2 separate regions of the Homo sapiens genome follow, and region 2 is linked to region 1. The links are chromatin loops, found by intact Hi-C in ENCODE. Cell type or tissue: IMR-90. All regions are shown on one strand. Region 1 has its middle 58 kb from the start of HAPSTR1. Region 2 overlaps USP7 (ubiquitin specific peptidase 7).

What was found. Peaks named below come from ENCODE experiments on the same cell type or tissue, not always from the same donor. Only the 100,000 strongest peaks of a DNase experiment are listed, where the experiment ranks them.
Region 2: it touches region 1 in a loop (2.5-fold over the local background); 2 of 110 quality-filtered maps call a loop at or near these places.

Annotation. Positions count from the first base shown.
Region 1 is chr16:9,031,119-9,036,118 of GRCh38, reverse strand. No RefSeq gene overlaps it. Among named protein-coding and RNA genes, the nearest start is that of HAPSTR1, 58 kb to the left of the region's middle. In IMR-90, a CTCF peak has its summit at 2,491 (motif pointing right); a DNase peak (open chromatin) is centred at 2,508.
Region 2 is chr16:8,926,255-8,931,254 of GRCh38, reverse strand. USP7 (ubiquitin specific peptidase 7) reads left to right here. Exons shown (of 31, transcript NM_003470.3): 2 at 858-962. Among named protein-coding and RNA genes, the nearest start is that of USP7-AS1, 34 kb to the left of the region's middle. RefSeq lists an enhancer at 2,393-2,452. In IMR-90, no CTCF peak of the experiment used is centred here; a DNase peak (open chromatin) is centred at 2,704.

The DNA of each region.
Region 1 (5,000 bases):
AACATTCTTTTCAGTTTTTTGAAATGACACCACTTTGGGCACACTCAAGCAATCGTTGGACGAGGATTGCTTGTGAGAAATGAACTGAATCGCAAGAGAGCCCAGGTTTGGATTTGGACAGGTATTGCCCTGCAAAAAGAGGGTACCAAGTGACAGTGCCTTTTTCCAACACAAAATGAGGATGGCCCTTTCCCTATAGCCCTCCTCCTGCCCCTACACTTTGCATTATCAAAACTTTTCATCTTTATCCGTTGATATGGTTTAGATTTGTGTCCCTGCCCAAATCTCAATTTTTTTTTTTTTTTGAGATAGGGTCTCACTCTGTTGCCCAGGCTAGAGTGCAGTGGCGCCATCTCTGCTCACTGCAAGCTCCGCCTCCTGGGTTCATGCCATTCTCCTGCCTCAGCCTCCCGAGTAGCTGGGACTACAGGCGCCCACCACCACACCCAGCTAATTTTTTCTATTTTTAGTAGAGACAGGGTTTCACCCGGTTAGCCAGGATGGTCTCTATCTCCTGACCTCGTGATCCGCCCGCCTCAGCCTCCCAAAGTGCTGGGATTACAGGCATGAGCCCTTGAGCCCGGCTGTCCCTGCCCAAATCTCATGTCAAATTGTAATCCCCAGTGTTGGAGAAGGGACCTGGTGGGAGGTGATTGGATTATGGGGGTGAATTTCCCCCTTGCTGTTCTCATGACGTGAATGAGTTCTCACAAGATATGGGTGTTTAAAAGTGTGTGGCACCTCAGCCAGGTGCAGTGGCTCACACCTGTAATCCCAGCACTTTGGGAGGCAAAGGTGGGCAGATCACCTAAGGTCGGGAGTTCAAGACCAGCCTGGCCAACATGGTGAAATCCTGTCTCTACCAAAAATACAAAAATTAGTCGGGTATGATGGTTGGTGCCTGTAATCCCAGCTACTTCGGAGGCTGAGGCAGGAGAATCATTTTAACCCAAGAGGCAGAGGCTGCAGTGAGCTGAGATTGGGCTACTGCACTAAAAAAAAAAAAAAAAAAAAAAAAAGGATATGGCACCTCCCCCTTCTCTCTTCCTCCTGCCCTGGCCATGTAAGCCATGCCTCCTTCCCCTTCACCTTCTGCCATGATTGTAAGTTTCCTGAGGCCTCCCCAGCCATACTTTCTGTACAGCCTGAAGAACTGTGAGCCAATTAAACCTCTTTTCTTATAAATGACCCAGTTTCAGGTATTCCTTTATAGTCTGTGTGACAACAGACTAATACACCAATCACATAATAGGAATATGATCTCCTGTTATAATCTATATATTTCCTTCCTTCCTTCTTTTATTTCTTTTTTTTTTTTTTTTTGGTTTGTTTGTTTGTTTGATACAGTGGCTCACTCTGTCACCTAGGCTGGAGTGCAGTGGTGCGACCTTGGCTCACTGCAACCTCCGCCTCCCAGATTCAAGCGATCCTCCTGCCTCAGCCTCCTGAGTAGCTGCGACTACAGGCATGCACCACCATGCCCGGCTAACTTTTGTATGTTTTGTAGAGATGGGGTTTCACCATGTTGGCCAGGCTGGTCTTGAACTCCTGGGCTCAAACGATCCTCCCACTTCAGCCTCCCAAAGTGCTGAGATTACATGAGCACCACGTAATCTCAGCTGAGCTGAGATTATTTGAGCCACCAATCTACATGAGCTGAGATTATTTGAGCCACCATGCCTGGCCTACAATCTGTATTTTTAAAATGATGTTTGATCTTTTTTTATAATTAAACAAATCTATACACTTATAAATAGACATTTAAATAAATTACATTGAGAAGAGGAAGACTGCAATGAGATGTTTCCTGTAGACCTACAATGGGACAGACTCGCCCAGGAGCAGAGCTTCCGGTGGAAATGCAATACATTCCACGAGCGGAGGTTCTCAACCCTGGCAGCACATTCCATTTACTTGGGTTTCAGAAAACCAATGTCCAGGCTGGGCGCGGTGGCTCACGCCTGTAATCCTAGCACTTTAGGAGGCCAAGGCAGGTGGATTGCCTGAGCTCAGGAGTTCAAGAACAGCCTGGGCAACACGGTGAAACCCCATCTCTACTAAAATACAAAAAAATAGCTGGGCATGGTGGCAGGCACCTGTAGTCTCAGCAACTTGGGAGGCTGAGGAAGGAGAATTGCTTGAACCCGGGAGGCGGAAGTTGCAGTGAGCTGAGATCACGCCACTGCACTCCAGCCTGGGTGACAGAGCGAGACTCCGTCAAAAAAAAAGGAAGAAAGGGAAGGAAGGAAGGAAGGAAGGAAGGAGGGAGGGAGGGACCGAAGGAAGGAAGGAAGGAAGGAAGGAAGGAAGGAAGGAAGGAGGGAGGGAGGGACCGAAGGAAGGAAGGAAGGAAGGAAGGAAGGAAGGAAGGAAAGGAGGGAGGGAGGGAGGGAAGGTCCCTCCTCCACCCACATTTGGGAAGAGAAGATCCCAGAGGATTTTGAGATCCCACTTGAGAGATCCCAGAGGCTCCCTTTCGCCACCAGAGGGCACTTGTCTAGTCTCTTAAGCCCAAGATTAGCTTGGGAGACCAAAGACAAGGCTTCTGCAAGAAGGGAAACCAAAGGAATTTCAGGTCCTAGGGCCCAAGAGTCCATAAAATCAAAAGCAAGTTAGTTACCTCATAGATACAATGGGGGTACAGACAATGGATAAATACATCATTCCAAATGGGAGAGAGTGGCTGAAATAAGGGGGCTACAGGCCCCACGCAAGTCTGAAATCCAACAGGGCCGTCAAATCTTAAAGCTCCAAAATAATCTCCTTTGATTCCATGACTCACATCCAGGTCACGCTGATGCAAGAAGTGGGTTCCCATGGTCTTGGGCAGCTCCGCCCCTGTGGCTTTGCGGGTACAGCCTCCCTCCCAGCTGCTTTCACGGGCTGGCGTTGAGAGCCTGCAGCTTTTCCAGGTGCGTGGTGCATGGTGGATCTACCATTCTGGGGTCTGGAGGACGATGGCTCTCTTCTCATAGCTCCACTAGACAGTGCCCCAGTGGGAGCTCTGTGTGGGGGCTTCAACCCCACATTTCCCTTCTGCACTGCCCTAGTGAAGTCATCCCTGAGACCTGAGAATTCTGGACCCTGTGGCCACCACAGGAGCCCATGCATTGGCTTCCTTTTTTGTTTTTTGTTTTTTTGGGTTTTTTTGACAGAGTTTTGCTCTGTCACCCGGGCTGGAGTGCAGTGGGGCAGTCTCGGCTCACTGCAACCTCTGCCTGTTGGGTTCAAGTGATTCTTGTGTCTCAGCCTCCCAAGTAACTGGGACTACAGGTAACCACCACCACCACCACCATGCCCAGCTTGTTTTTCGTTTTTGTTTTTTATTGTTTTTTTTTTTTTGAGATGGAGTTTCACTCTGTTGCCCAGGCTGGAGTGCAATGGCGCAATCTCGGCTCACCGCAACCTCCACCTCCCAGGTTCAAGCGATTCTCCTGCCTCAGCCTCCCAGGTAGATGGGATTACAGGCAGGCACCACCACGCCCGGCTAATTTTGTATTTTTAGTAGACATGGGGTTTCTTCATGTTGGTCAGGCGGGTCACAAGCTCTTAACCTCAGGTGATCCGCCTGCCTCAGGCTCCCAAAATGCTGGGATTACAGGCGTGAGCCAGCACACCTGGCCATTAATCCTTTTTTAATTAAGTTTTGCATACGATGTGAAGTAGGGATCCAACATCATTTCTTCTAATGTGGATATTCAGTTTCCCTAATACTGGCCTGTTGGTTTAACTGGTGGTTCCCCTCCTTATGTTGTAGTGTCTATGTGAATTCATTAGGTGGAAGTGCCTTTTTCAGAATTGGGATGGGAGGTGGAGATTGCAGTGAGCCGAGATCGTGCCATTGCACTCCAGCCTAGGCAACAAGAGCGAAACTCTGTCTCAAAAAAAAAAAAAGGATTGATGACCCAGACATAAGAACTAAAAACATAAAGCTCTTTTTTTGTTCTTGGGTTTTTTTGTTTTGTTTTGTTTTTTCTTGAGACAGAGTTTCGCTCTGTCGCCCAGGCTGGAGTGCAATGGCGCCATCTCTGCTCACTGCAACCTCCACCTCCCAGGTTCATGTGATTCTCATGCCTCGACCTCCCAAGCAGCTGGGATTACAGGTGCGCACAACCACATCCAGCTGTTTTTTGTTTTTTTAGTAGAGACGGTGTTTCACCACGTTGCCCAGGCTGGTTTTGAACTCCTGACCACAGGTGATCCACCTGACTCAGCCTCCCACAGTACTGGGATTACAGGCGTGAGCCTCCACGCCCAGCCAAAAACATAAAGCTCTTAAAAGAAAGTATAGACATCGGCCGGGTGCAGTGGCTCACGCCTGTAATCCCAACACTTTGGGAAGCCGAGGCAGGTGGATCATTTGAAGTCAGGAGTTTGAGACCAGCCTGACCAACATGATGAAACCCCATCTCTACTAAAAATACAAAAACTAGTTGGGTGTGGTGGTGTGCACCTGTAATCCCAGCTGCTCAGGAGGCTGAGGCAGGAGAATCGCTTCAACCCGGGAGGTGGAGGCTGCAGTGAGCCAAGATAGCGCCACTGCGCTCCAGCCTGGGCGACAGAGCGAGACGATGTCTAAAAAAAAAAAAAAAAAGAAAAGAAAAAAGAATTCTTACAAGTCAACAACAAAAAGACAAACTATCTGATTTTAAAATGGTCAACAGTTGAAGAGACATTTCTCCAAGGAAAGTATACACATCTTCAACAAAGCACATGAAAATATGCTCAACATCAGTAGCCATTAGGGAAATGCAAATCTAAACCACAATGAGATACTGCTTCACACCCACTAGAATGGTAATAATTTTAAAAATGGAAAATAGCAAGTGTGGGTGAGGATATGGACACATTTAGAACCCTCGTGCATTGCTAGTGAGAATGTAAATGGTGCAGCTGCCGTGGAAAAGTTTGGCAGGTCCTCCAAAAGTTAAACATAGAGTTACCATATGACCCGGCAATTCCACTCCTAGGTACATACCCAAAAGATTGAAAATAGGTCT
Region 2 (5,000 bases), 100 kb after region 1:
ATTGCGCCACTGCACTCCAGGCTGGGGGACAGAGCGAGACTCTGTCTCAGAAAAAAAAAAAAAAGATGCATGTGTTCATGATGAAAACGTTTAAAATATTTGTTTTAATGTATACCATTTGCATATGTTCAGTAATCTTCACAACAAAATTGGCTGTAGAATTGTTTTAATTACTAGGAAACCTATAGTAAAATAATGACTTTGCATGATTAGATAAAGGTTCTTTACGCTGATTAGCTATTGTAAAGTAAGAACTACCTAAGGATTTTTTTTTTTTTTTTAATTTGAGACTGAGTCTCACCCTGACGGCCAGGCTGGAGTGCAGTGGCATGATCTTGGCTCACTGCAGCCTCCGCCTCCTGAGTTCAAGTGATTTTCATTCCTCAGCCTGCCAAATAGTTGGGATTGCGGGCATGCGCCACCACACCCAGCTAATTTTTGCATTTCTAGTAGAGACGGGGTTTCACCATGTTGGCCAGCCTGGTCTCGAACTCCTGGCCTCAGGTGATCTGTCCGCCTTGGCCTCTCAAAATGCTAGGATTACAGGCATGAGCCACCATGTCTGGCCTACATAAGAGATTTTATATAAAAAGTTTTGTGCAGAATATCATTGCAAATAAAGCAAATTATAGTGTGGTATAGCATGTTTTCAAATTCCATTTAGTGTTTCGAAACAGCGAAAGTTTGTATGTAGTAAACATTAGTATAAATATTTTTTGGATTAGAATGAATCTTTATTGTGGTACAATTGGAATTTATTAATGATTAGGCAACATCAAAAGTATAAGTTTATATTTTGCTTATTCTATTAAAGCCATGAATGTAAAACCCGTGGAATTTCTTTTTCTTCTTTAAAGCGGGAGATACAGATGACCCACCAAGAATTACTCAGAACCCTGTGATCAATGGGAATGTGGCCCTGAGTGATGGACACAACACCGCGGAGGAGGACATGGAGGATGGTAAGTGCCTGTGGTTCACCGCCTCGCAGTGGGCGGAAACTTGTCAGAAAACAGGTTCAGATCCATGCTTGGTACTTCTTGGGTACATCCTTGGGTACTTCTGAGCGTAGCTAGTTTTCAGGAGGCTGTAACTGAGGAAAATCCTGTTTGGGTTTTGAGTTTCAAGATTGCCTACACCATTGCCAGGTAAGTAGAGTCTCCCTAGCCTAGGCAAGGAGGTGTAATGTAGGTTTAAATTTAATAGGTGGGTATTTACTCCTGCCTGCAGGTCTCCAGCCACTGCTAGTATTGGGAACAACAAGCATGTCTTACTCTCCTTCTTGTTTGTTTGCAGCAAGATACGTGCAGACATTGGAACTTGGCTTTCCATTGCATTCTCATTGCAGGGTGTATATCAGTTGATGATAGCTATGAATCCCTCCCCGCTCCTGTTAGGGATGAAATCAGATTCAAGCTTTGGCCTTCATTCTCCCTCACTGAGTTTTGGTCTATAGCTTCTCTGTGAGAAAGCATACTCATATGTATGTGCATGGACATTTTTTGTGTAGGAAATCAGTTTTTTTCTTCCGAGACCATTCCTTCTTTAAATTTATCAAATTAGTGACCTCAATATTTGCACAGTCACACTTGTGAGTAGGGAGCAGCCAGTAATTGCAGTATGCAGCCCCTGGAGTCTTGAGTGTAATATGAAACCATGTTCTGTCAAAAAGCATGTCCATCAATCCTCATGAGGGTTGTGTCCTTCCCAGGGGAGTAACGGGGCAGTTGAAAGAAACCATCAGTCACGGGCTGCACCACCAGAAGGACTGCTGTTCAGACCTCCTGCCAAAAGTTCAGCCTCCATGAGAAACTGCAGCCGTAGTTGAGAGTTCTCTCACAGTGCGGTTTACCCCTGGCAGCTGGCTGAGGCAATATCTGAGGAAGGTAAAGAGGCGTGGTCTAAACCCGCTGCTTTGTTACCTGTGGAGTGCGCTTTCCACCGTAGACGAGGGCAATGGTGTGGGTGTGGTCTCGCTGGTTGTTGGGCTTTTGGAGGTTTTACTTTAGACATCTGAGATGCCGAAAGCGGTTGAGTGAGTGCATTTGGGAAGGCATGGCCAGCTCTGAGGCGCTAGGTGTGCGTTTGGGATCAATTCTAGCCACTTGTGTAGCAGTGACAGGCCCTGCCCTATCGGAACATTCCGGGTCTAGTTCCCACAGAGCAATCTGTTCCAACATTTCCCTACTGTTTTTTTCTTTTTTTTTTTAGGGGGGAGGTCTTGGGAGGAGACATAGATATAGGGCGGAGCTTCTTAGCTTCTCATGGCAACTTGGATAATTCTTGGTTGTGGGAGGCTGTCCTGTGCATTCCAGGATGCCCATGGCTGCTGCCCTCCACTTGCGGTCATGACATGTCTCTAGACATTGCCAGGTGTCTCCTGGGGAGAATGACTTATGAGGGGACAATATGGGTAAAGTCCCCTTCCTTTTGAGGTACATTTCACTAAATTAGTAGACAGTGGTGCCACGCCATAGGACCCGAAAGTGGAAATGCCCTTCTTGTGACCTCCTTGATGGAAAAAGCGTATAATCCGAGAAGGTTGAGTAATCTTCCGTAGCACCTTTCCTTGGTTTGGAACTGTGGTTGCCGTTGAAAGACCCAGCATGTAATATCTTTCTGATGGCAAAGTGCGTGGGAGGGAGGTGGTCCTGACTGTAGGAGAAGAACTTGTAGCTGAGGGCAGCGTTTTCCAGCTGCAGTACAAATTGCGCAATCCTCTTCTTCAGGGGATAAGTGTGTTGTGAAAAATGCACAGGATTCTAGGAAGTTGGATATGTGCTGGGCTAAACAAGCTTTATTTACTGTCGTATGTCTCAGGGTTGTCATATCAGAAGCAGCATAAATTGCTTATCCAAAATAAGTTTTTGTTAATGATTCCCTAAGACTCTGGACTTCAGAGCTCCCCCTTTTTTTGAGTGTCCTGTGTCCTTGAGTGTTGAGTGTCCATTTCAGACTAGGGCACACAATCTGGGAAGCACCTCATTAGAAGTTTGGTCTGTAGCCAAACTATCAGCGACTTGACTGATTTGCACAGAAGACTTCTTAGTAAGGGACATTTCTTGTGTAAGATGCTAAATAGCTAATGAGACAAAGAGATGGGAGACATGTATAGTTGAGGGAGAGAACTTATTTAAAAATCCTGTTAACATAGAATTTCGGGCAAGTATCAGAATTATCTTTTACTGTATCTACTCATTCTACTTTTAGTTCCTTATTCACTATTTTTCATGAGATGACCAAGGAAGTACCGCCATGTGTGGCTAATTGTTTGTAGTGATGGGATGTCACTATGTTACCCAGGCTGGTCTTGAACTTCTTGGCTCAAGCAGTTCTTCTGCCTTGGCCTCCCAATGTGTTGGGATTATAGGCATGACCCATTGCACTTGGCCCAAGGAAGTTTTATTTTATTTTATTTTGAGATAGGTTCTTGTTGTGTCGCCCAGGCTAGAGTACAGTGGCAAGATCTCAGCTCACTGCAACCTCCACCTCCTGGGTTTTTGCGATTCTTCTGCCTCAGCCTCCCGAGTAGCTGGGATTACAGGCAAATGCCACCACGCCTGGCTAATTTTTGTATTTTTAGTAGAGACGAGGTTTCACCATGTTGGCCAGGCTGGTCTTGAACACCTGACCTCAGGTGATCCACCTGCCTTGGCTTCCCAAAGTACTGGGACTACAAGTGTGAGCCACCAAGGAAGTTTTAGAGCAAATACGGCCTCTGAAGATCTAGATGGATCTAGATTTAGAATGTTGTTCTCCATGAAACTAATTTGTGGGGATTGACTAGGACTTGCAAGAAGTTGTATTAGAATGAAGAGCAGAAGTTTGCTAAAATCACTGCAACAGCACCATTTGGAGAAATTTCATACCAACCTTTCTGATTCAAAAATCTGAAGTATTCTGTTTTTCTTTAACTTTCTTTCTTTTTTTTTTTCTTTTTCTTTTTTTCTTTTTGGCCAGGCTGGAGTGCAGTGGCGCAATCTCGGTTCACCTCACCCTCTGCCTCCCGGGTTCAAGCGATTCTCCTGCCTCAGCCTCCCAGGCAGCTGGGACTACAGGCGCTTGCCACCACGCCTGGCTAATTTTTTGTATTTTTAGTAGAGCCGGGGTTTCACTATGTTGGCCAGGCTGCTGGTCTCGCACTCCTGACCTCATGATTCGCCTCGCCCACCCCGGCCTCCCAGAGTGCTGGGATTACAGGCGTGAGCCACTGCGCCCGGCCTACCTTTCTTTTTGCAACTGAAGCCCAGGCTGGTCTATTGGCCTTTGCCCTGGGAGGATAAAATTGCTGTAACAAAGTGCACAGTGGGAACTTCGTGCTGTAGGTAATTGTCCCTGCCCCTGGTACAAGAGTCTCCAGGGGCCAGATTGGAAGGTAGTGAGAGTTATCAAGGAATCTGGTTGAGGATTTGTGGTGACACCAGTTTGTAGAAGTTTGTTGCTTTGTCATTTACAGTAAAAAGAAGCATGCGGTAATGAAATGGTGGTCTGCTAATGTTAGTGGCATCCAGGCAGATTGGAGTCTTTGTGCATGAAGTGCTAATTTTGCAGTGAATGTGGGTGTCCTTGCTAATACCTAGCATACTTGGAAGTTGCAAAAAAATAATACATAGGATCCAGTGTACTGTTAACTATTTTCTTGGGCAAAGATCTCCATCACTGAGTCTCATGTAATTCCTCGTAGGAGGACAATCTGGCTGGCCGTATCTGTGAAAGCTAATTTCCAAGTCCACTTCTCCTTTTTTTTGGCCCTCCTATCTTGAATTTTTTTGGAGACCAGAGTTTTTTGCTCTTGTTGCCCAGGCTGGAGTGCAATGCCATGATCTCAGCTCAGTGCAACCTCCACCTCCCAGGTTCAAGCGATTCTCCTGCCTCGACCTCCCAAGTAGCTGGGATTACAGGCGTGCACCACCACACCCAGCTAATTTTTTTTATTTTTAGTAGAGACGGGGTTTCACCATGTTGGGCAGGCTGGTCTCAAACTCCTGACCTCAGGTTAT